Linked DNA regions of Homo sapiens: region 1 is linked to region 2. A link is an interaction called in ENCODE POLR2A ChIA-PET data of the cell type or tissue named here. Cell type or tissue: IMR-90. All regions are shown on one strand. Region 1 overlaps CNKSR3 (CNKSR family member 3). Region 2 overlaps IPCEF1 (interaction protein for cytohesin exchange factors 1).

The links. ChIA-PET counts read pairs that join two places held together with the same protein. Peaks named below come from ENCODE experiments on the same cell type or tissue, not always from the same donor. Only the 100,000 strongest peaks of a DNase experiment are listed, where the experiment ranks them.
Region 1: POLR2A ChIA-PET joins it to region 2 with 5 read pairs; 3 of 35 experiments call an interaction of 5 or more read pairs at or near these places.

The regions. Positions count from the first base shown.
Region 1 is chr6:154,430,116-154,435,115 of GRCh38, forward strand. It overlaps CNKSR3 (CNKSR family member 3), which reads right to left. Exons shown (of 13, transcript NM_173515.4): 5 at 3,351-3,392; 6 at 357-476. Among named protein-coding and RNA genes, the nearest start is that of IPCEF1, 76 kb to the left of the region's middle. In IMR-90, no CTCF peak of the experiment used is centred here; no DNase peak of the experiment used is centred here.
Region 2 is chr6:154,315,566-154,320,565 of GRCh38, forward strand. The region is part of intron 1 of IPCEF1 (interaction protein for cytohesin exchange factors 1); the gene reads right to left. Among named protein-coding and RNA genes, the nearest start is that of IPCEF1, 39 kb to the right of the region's middle. In IMR-90, no CTCF peak of the experiment used is centred here; DNase peaks (open chromatin) are centred at 2,096 and 3,776; H3K27ac peaks cover 2,058 bases.

The sequences.
Region 1 (5,000 bases), 110 kb after region 2:
CTCACATTCATCCTAAGTGCTAATACTTTCAGAGCAGATGTTATTTTTGTACCCAGAGACCATCTTTCCTTTGTGTAAGTGTTTTATATTTCCTTGCATTGCTAAGTCCTAAAAATAAAGTGTTATCTTCAAAATACGAGTATACAGTTTTTAAACTGTATTTATTTTTATACTTTGTGGATAGAAAACATATCAACAGGATTCAAGATAGCACATTCCTAATTACATAATGGAAGGCAGTCTAAATTAATTCTGCTTTTCAGAATTATAGTGAAAGCAATAAGGAATTTTTTTAAAAATTTAGTAAATGATGATGTATGTTATCTGAAAATAAAACAAGTGTTATTAGAACTTACCAGGCCTTCCCCAGGTTTAATGTTTGGTAAGTGAACTTCCTCCAGACATGCACACTGGCTCATCACAGGATCTGTGGTAGATCGGATTGTTTTGTCACAGATGCCATTTAAAACCTTGACCTAGAATTGGAGAAGCAAATAGTCAGGAAAGTTCAATCATTAACCAAGTTTATCTCAAGCTGATTTTTAGAGAAATGCATTTCACCTATAATTGTTAGTTCTGGTTGGCAATCATTTTGATAATTCTGCTCAGTGAATGCATGGCATTTAGACTCCATGTTTACCATCTGTGGGAATAGTGCCACTATTTCAGCTTTGTTTAGAAAAGGCAGCTTTTATATTAGCTCCTTTATGGCCACTGAAGAGCACAGGCCAGGCAGAAATCCCCTTTCAGCAATGAAGTGGAATCATCTCTCCCCAACCACCTACCTGACTTTTCAATGATTGCTCACAGTCTCTGAATACCAAATATTGACAAGGTAAAAAAAAAAAAAAATTGTTTTGAGACTAAGCCATTTTTTCAATGGACTTTACTTTTTTAAGCTGTTTCACGTTTATAAAAAAAAAAAATTGAACAAAAAGTACATTGAGTTCCCATATATCCCCTCCACCACCAGCCTCCATTCCCAGTTTCCTCTATTATTAACATCTTGTACTAGGTGTGGTGCATTTGTTATAAATGACAAACTAGGACGGGCACAGTGGCTCATGCCTGTAATCCCAGCACTTTGGGAGGCTGAGGTAGGGGGATCACCTGAAGTCAGGAGTTCAAGACCAGCCTGACCAATATGGCAAAACTCCATCTCTACTAAAAATACAAAAATTAGACGGGCATGGTGGCGTGTGCCTGTAACCCCAGCTACTCGGGAGGCTGAGGCTGCAGAATTGCTTGAACCTCAGAGGCAGAGGTTGCAGTAAGCCGAGTCGCACCACTGCACTCTAGCCTGGGTAACAGAGCGAGACTCTGTCAAAAAAAAAAAAAAAAAAAAAGCCACCAAAAACAAATTATGAACTAATATTGAGACACTATTATCAACTAACATCTATAATTTATATTAGGGTTCACTTTTTGTGGTGTACATTCTATGAGTTCTGACAAATGCCTAATGTCACGTATCCTTCATTACAGTATCATATAGGATAGTTTCAGTGTCCTAAATATCCCCTGTATGCAACCTAATTATCCACCACCCCATCCCTCACCATGAACCCCTGGCAAACATAGATCTTTTTACTGTCTCTGTGGTTTTGATTTTCTAGAAAGTCAAATAGTCAGAATTATGCAGCATGTAGTCTTTTCAGACTGCCTTATTTCAATTAACAACATACTTGTAAGTTTCCTCCATATCTTTTCATGACTTGATAGCTTATTTCTTTTTTATTGCTGAATAATATTCTATTTTATAGATGTACAACAGTTTGTTTATCCATTCATCTATTGAGAGACATTAAGGTTGCTTCCAACTTTTTTGGCAATTTTGAGTAAATCTGCTATAAACATCCTGTGCACATTTTTTGATGTAAATTTTCAACTCCTTTGGGTAAATATGTAGGAGCACAACTGTTGGATCATATGGTAAGAATATGTTTAGTTTTGTAAGAAACTTCCAAATTGTCCTCCAAACTGCCTGCACCATTTTGCATTTCCACCAGCAATTAACGAGCGTTCCTGTTGCTCCACAACCTCAGCAGCGTTTGGTGTTGTCAGTGTTTCATATTTTAGCCTATATAATAGGTATATGGCGGTATCTCATTGTTGTTTTAATTTACAATTCCCTAATACAAATGACATTGAACATCTCTTCATAGGCTTATTTGCCATTTGTATGTATTCTTTGGTGAAGTACCTGTTCAGATCTTTTGTCTCCTTTTTAATTGGGTTGTTTGTCTTCTTATTCTTGTTTTTTGTATATTTTGTTCTTGTTCTTTGTATATTTTGGATACAAGTCCTTTATCTGATAGGTGTTTTGAAAATATATATCCTCCCAGTCTGTGGCTTGTCTTTTCATTCTCTTAACAGTGCATTTCACATAGCAGTTTTTAATTTTAATGAAGTCTACCTTATCAATTTTTCTTTCATGAATTATGCTTTTGGTGTTCTATCTGAAAACTCATTGCAAAACACAGTCACCCAAATTTTCCCCTATGTTATCTTTTAGATGGTTTATAGTTTTGCATTTTACATTTAGGTCTATCATCTTTTTAGTGATCACTCACATTCTTTGAATGCCAAACACTGACAAGGTAAAACTAAAGAGACAATGAGAGGATCCCTATTAAGTGGTCTCCTTATAGAAGTCACAGTGGCTACGTGTGGTATTTCCCCAATCAGACTCATCTAACCTTTCAAAATTAAACAACCAAAGAAATCAGGAAATTCCAAAGAGTGATTTTTCTTTCCAAGGGGGAGAATCCAAGAAGTGATACTTTTTACATTCCTCCAATTTGTTTGGCCTCCCTATTTATGGAAAATATATTTATAGCAGTTTCATTGCTAAATTCCTCAACATCAGTAGGAGGAAGGCCTTATCAAAAGAGCACAGGCTGGCGTATGTCAAAAGGAGGAAGTGATGATGAATAGTTACAAAATGCTCCTTAAACAGTTACAGCACATCCCCCCTCCATCATAAGGTTTTTGCCAAGAATTTTTTTCTTAAATCAAAATGGTCCTAAAGTGAAATTTGCACATCAGTTCAATCCTGACTAGCAGGCTAGCTAGCAATATACATATAACTGTATCCTGATAAAATGTTCAGAAAAAAAAATAAAACAGAGACTCGATGTAGTTAATTTAAGCACAGGAATTTTCACAGTAGTTGGTCTTGTTAAATAACTTTTATGCTTTCTCTTCCACCTAAATTTAAAAACTCATGTCCCAAAAGCCAATATTTCAAAGTATCTCCTGAAGTAATTAGCCACAGGGCATTTACTTAATGTGATTCCCACTGCCTTTGGAAAATGAATTTTACAATAACTTTTAGAATGTATACTTACCACAGTTAAAACTTTATCCTCCATTTCCGCTACAAAGCAATCCTAAAGAAGGGGATGGAGAAAATGAATACTAAGTACAAGAGTTAAAAACGTTCAGAACTGTTGGCCTAGCTTTCTAGACATTTTCTGCAGCTCAAGACGGTCCCTGACACACCCGTCAGCCTGCACAGTCCTGCAGGACTGGGATGGGAATGAGAGGGCAGAGTGGGAACAGAGCTGACGTTTGCACCTTCCGAAGGTCCTGCTCTCCCCTGACCTAAGGAGTTCTCATCCAAGGAACCCACTTGGCCAATTACTTAATTTGAAAACTTACAAAAATAACTGAACTGAAATCCACCTACTCTCCAGACTGTCCAGAGAGTAGTAAGTCAGAAGTCCAAGTCAAGAAACCTGACGACGGCTCCCAATGTGCCCCCAGGAACAGACAGCAGTGGGCCAACAAGCTGGCAGTCTTTAGCTCTGGGCCTGCCTATAAGAATAGCTTTCAAATAAGGGCTTGAGTAAACTCAGCCACAAAAGTTTATTTTAAGCACCACTGAGATTAAATCAGATATTTCAGTCCTTGATAGATGAAAAGGGTTCAACAAAACATTCATTAACACACTGACAAAAAAGTGGTCTTGAGGTATGCTATTGATGACATGAAATAAAGGGCTGGAATGCAAAGCATTATTTATTCAGCTTAAGAACAAAAGGCTTGGAACACTGTATGAACTGGGTTAGCTGATTATAGGAATCACCATTGTCTTGTCTAAAAGCTGCCAAAGTGAAATTGCCAATGTGAAACTTTCACAGTTAACCTTCTAGAACTCATCTGTAGCAAAGGATTTCAACCTATACTGCAGAATGCATGCAGAAAAAAAAAATCGATACAACTAGATTCTATAGAGTTTATTCAGCCCTATTAACTATAATCCCAAGTTAGGACAATCTTAAAGATAATGCTAATTTCTTTTATGTACATGACAAAATGTTAATCAACTGTGTTGGAATTGTCAGGTGAAGATTTTTCACGTCAATCAAAAAGTCATTTTTAGGTCATTTTTTACTACTTCTGAAGGAGGAAGATGCCTGTCAGTTTCTACTCTATATGATTTAATAATCAGACTTTTATTGTCTTCTTACATTTGTTTAAAATTTTTTCTACTAAATAAAAATGTAGGAAACAATAATAATGACTGCTCCTAAAATTTATACTGACTCTCAGGAAAAGAGCAGCCTAGAGAGAAAAGACTTAAAAAAAATAAATTTAGAAATGTATTTTTACATGTGTGAATTTGATATTATCTTAAACTACAGGAGCGGCTTCTGTAAACAGGAATAATTATAGCTCCAAATGTGCTTTTCCAATTCTATCTTGTAGATAAAACTAAACTGTCAACTACCATTATGGCTCATCCCCTATTAATACTGTCTGGCAGACTTGTTAAACACATTTCAACCTTAGAAACACAGTATACATATGTGATCGTGTGCTAGAAATAAAACTAATACTTTATCTTTGTGTCTATAATCTTTCACTACAAATTCCTTTTTTTTTTTTTTTTTAGACAAGGTCTCACTCTCTCGCCCAAGTAGGAATGCAATGGTGCAATCTCAGCTCACCGGCAGCCTTGACCTCCTGGGCTCAAGTGATCCTCCCGCCTCAGC
Region 2 (5,000 bases):
GGTAACGATCACAGATGGGAATGGGCCAGTATCCACCATTAATGACAACTAAGTCCCGGATTTTATCTTAGTCCTGTGGATCTATACCAAGCTTGGGAGCTGATAGTCACACTAGCATCCCTGTATTTGGCCCTGAGATACCAATCCCCCATCTGTCTTCAAATAGGGAAAACAGAGTCAAATTTGAAGTTTTAAATATTGATGGGAAATTGATGAAAATCTAAGTACAGAAATCTAGAATCAAAATTAAAATGTGCAATTTTTTTTGGGGGGGAGCGGTGGTGGACAGTCTCACTCTGTCACCCAGGCTGGAGTGCAGTGGCCCAATCTCAGCTCACTGCAATCTCAGCTCACTGCAATCTCAGCTCACTGCAATCTCCGCCTCCCAGGTTCAAGTTATTCTTGTGCCTCAGCCTCCCAAGTAGCTGCGAGTACAGGCATGAACCACCAGGCCTGGCTAATTTTGGTATTTTCAGTAGAGACAGTTTCACCATGTTGGCCAGGCTAGTCTTGAACTCCTGGCCTCAAGCAATCTGCCTGCCTCAGCCTCCCAAAGTGGTGGAATTATAGGCAAGAGCCACTGCTCCCAGCCAACATGTGCAAATTCTTAACCCTCACTTTAGGTAACACTGTAAAATTGGGTTGCCATTATTGGCCCTCTCCTTCACTCATAGGGAAGCACATTTTTTTAGATGTATGCTATTGTACACTTAATAAACTACAGCACAGCATCACTTTTATATGCACTGGGAAACCAAAAAAATTAAGGTGACTCACTTTATTGTGATACTTACTTTATTGCTGTGGTCCGGAACCAAACCTGCAATATCTCTGAGTTATGCCTAGATACACAAGGTATACTATTCTGTATTTAAAAAAAGAAGGAAATTCTGTCATTTGCAACAACATGAATAAACCTGGAGAACATTATGTTACATGAAATAAGCCAGACACAGAAAAACCAATACTGCATACTCTCACTTACATGTGGATTCTAAAGAGATTGAAGTCATAGATGCAAAGAATAGGATGGTGGTTAGTTACCAAGGGTTAGGGGAAGAGGAGATGTTGGTCAAACTATATAAAAGTTCAATGAAACAGGAGAAATAAACTCAAGAGAGCTATTGTACAGCATGGTAAGTACAGTTAATAACGATGTATTGTATTCCTGAAAATCACTAAAAGTGTAAATTTTAAGTGTTCTCACAACAAAAAATGAGTATGTAAGATTAGACATGTTATTTAGTTCAATTTAGCCATTCCACAATATATACGTATTTTAAAACAACATGTACCTAGTAAGTAGATACAATTTTCTCAATTAAAATTAATTAGTTAATTGGAATAATAATAATACTGCTGGAAAAACTGGATAGCCATATGAAAAAAAATTAACTTCAATTCCTACCTCATAGACCTAAACTTGACAGCTGAAACTATAAAGCTTCCAGAAGAAAATATAAAGTAATATTTTTGTGATCTTGGGGTAGGCAAAGATTTCTTACTCAGGATACGGAAAGCAATAAACATAAAAGAAAAAAATTCTAATCACAAGTGATGTTAATAGAATAAGCAAGCCACAAGCTGGGAGAAAATATTCATCAAACATGTGTTTGTCAAAGAATCTGTACCTAGAATACATAAAGAATTCCTCCAACTCGATAATAAAATGACAAGTAGACCAATTAAAAATGAGCAAATGGGCCAGGCACAATGGCTCACGCTTGTAATCCCAGCACTTTGGGAGGCCGAGGTGGGTGGATCACGAGGTCAGGAGTTCGAGACCAGCCTGGCCAACACAGTGAAACCCCGTCTCTACTAAAAATACAAAAAATTAGCTGGGCATGGTGGCAGGCTCCTGTAATCCCAGCTACTCAGGAGGCTAAGGCAGAAGAATCATTTGAACCTGGGAGGCAGAGGTTGCAGTGAGCCAAGATTGCACCACTGCACTCCAACCTGGGCGACAGTGAGAGACTCCATCTCAAAAAAAAAAAAAAAAAAAAAAAAAAAGCAAATGACTCAGACACTTAACAAAAAAATGTAAAAATGGCCAAAAAATACATAAAACAGTGCTCAACATAGTGAATCATTAGGAAAATGCCATAAAACCACAATGAGATACCACTACACACCCACTATAATGGGAAAAGTCAGAAAGATGTTGGTCTCATACAAAGATGAGAATGTAAAAAGCTACAACCGGTTTTTTTTTAAATGTTTGGTGCTTTCTTATAAACATAATATGTTCTGTGACCACCAGGTCTGCCCTTTAGTATTTACTGAAGAGAAAGAAAAACATGTATCCACGCAAAGATTTGTCTATGAATATTCATAGCTAGTTTGCTTATAATTCAGGTTGGAAACAACCCAACTGTCCATCAATAGGAACAGATAAACAAATTGTAATATGTTCATAAGACAGAATATATAGTAATAAACAGAAACAAAATACTACTGATAATTTACCCAAGAGCATAGATTAATCTCACACACATTATGCTGAACAAAAGAAGTCAGATATGTAAAAGTACAAGCCACATGACAACTTTGCTATGAAGTTCTGGAACAGGCAAGACTAACCTTTGGAGAAAGAAATCTGAACAGTGGTTGCCCTGGTGAGAGTAGAGGGTGGGGGGATTGACCTTAATGGAGCAAGACGGGAAAAATTCTGGTTTTTGGTAATAGTTTGAGTTCCATGAACATACACATTTGTCAAAACTCATGGAGCTGCAGCACTAATGACCTGTGCCTTTCACTACATGAAGACCAAGACCCAATAAAATAATTTAGGTCACAGAAGGTAATTTGAGAATATTATTTCCAGGGAATTAAAATTTAACTTGAAAACAAATGAAGGAATAATGTAGGGTAGGATTCATTCCACTCTTGCCCTTCAGAAGGATAAGCCCCAGATTGGGACCGAGATGGAAGGCACAAATCTGCTTTCATTTCCACCTTACTAGAATCACGATGTGCTTCTGGTTTTAACAATATGTATTTTCTTGGCCGGGTGTGGTGGCTCACGCCTCTAGTCTCAGCACTTTGGGAGGCCAAGGTGGGTAGATTGCTTGAGCCCAGGAGAGGCTGCAGTGAGCCGAGATCACACCACTGCGCTCCAGCCTGGCTGACAGAGTGAGACCCTGTCTCAAAAAAAAAAAAAAAAAAAAGAAGAAGAAGAAAACAATACATATTTTCTATACAACATGCACCCAATGTCAATAATTATTTTTTCCCTCATTCCATCCATACACAAAAGCTAATTTCATCATCTGGAACCTTCAGAAGATATGATCTGTTTCAGCACTGGCCACGTTAGCCAACCTATGTGTGTCTGTCTCAAACATGATGTCAACAAGGGGAACTTTCAAGGATAAATGTGAATGTTTGTAATTTTTGCTTTATGTGCTGACTTTAGAACCTAATTGAAGATAAGCTATGATTCCATAGTAATTTTTTCTATGCAGCAGGGTGATAACTAATATCTTAGATTTAAATGTATAACTAAATTCTTGTCATATTATTCTTAGTACTCTGGTTATAATTGAACATACCAATTGTGCGTGAATGAAGTATATTAAAATTCATTCTGCTCTTTTCCCTTCCCTCCCCTTACCCAAAAACATGAACTGTTTATAAAATTTTCAGAGTCTTTTCATTTGGTTTTACTTATCTGGACTCATAAGCCATGCATGGTAAATTTCAGACCTATAATTTGTGGCTTCCTGCTTCCAAGATCACTCCAGAATAGTTCTCATGTGACTGTTTTTCTAGTTAAATATTTACACATATACATGGGGTACACAGGCAGTTCATATTTGACATGATTTAACAGCATCTACATCTGTTTCTCATTATAACATGGCAGAAAAATGTGCCTACTAAACATTTTTTAAATATATTTGTTCAAAAAATTGTTTCTACTCCTAAGATGTTTTCCACATAAAGAAAACAGAAGATGATCCCCCGCCCCCAGGCCCTTTTTAATTCCCTTTCTCTGGTTCAGGTTTCTCTCTTGCTATCAATCATTGCTTTCCAAGCCTAACCAAAGCATGTGTCATGTCTTATTTTTATCAGTGTGTGAGAAGCACAAAATTAAATTGAGACGCGAAGCGGGGAAACATCTTATTTAAATTTAAAAAGCCTTCAAAAGCAGCAAGTGGCTCCGGGTGTGATACTTCAAGATTAGCAAGATCGTGTTTGAATGCACTCCCTGCCCATATAAACAAGCCTGAAGTCTGTTCCACGCTCCCAATACACGGCTCAGGCATGGGCTTTTCTTTTGGAAAGAGAGAAAATTCTTGGCTTTCAAGAGGTCTCTTAATCATCGCTGTATCCCCAAAATTTTAAATCACAACATAAATATCTGTTCTAACTCTCCGCCATCTAGTTAAGGAGGCCAATCATATTTTAGACACGAGCATTTTTTCCAAAGATATAAAACCTAAATTATGAGAATATTCCCTTCCGAGCACTAATTTAGAATAAATTGCTATTGTCTAACTTTTATTCTGTTGTTTTCAGTTTCAATCTGCAAAACTGTTTCCTCATTTTTATTCAAAAGTTATCATCTAAGTAATAAAAAAAGTGAAAAAGAATGAAAACAAAACCCCAAAACTCCTGAATTATAAATCCTAGACGCTAACCATGTAGTTCATAACTACCAAGGAAGCAAAAATAAAAGGAATAATCATTTTCAACTATTTCAAGACTTATTTTTCCAATTTGTATCTAATTCAAAACCTTGCCTTTTTCTTTTCTCTTTCCTGCTCATCTTTTGGCTACTTCACAGCTCATTTCACTCTAGAGAAAAAGAGATTGGAGAAAATAAAAAGAGATGAGACTCAATGAGTGCAACTGGCCTCAACCGCCCTGAGGAAAAGCTTTGTTTTCAAGAAGCCTAGAAAAACTGGCTCTAATACCGATTTTAGTGCATCTGAGAATTTAAATAAACCTTAATATTCTTAATTCCTGTCACTGATTAAAAAGGGTGGTAGTCAATT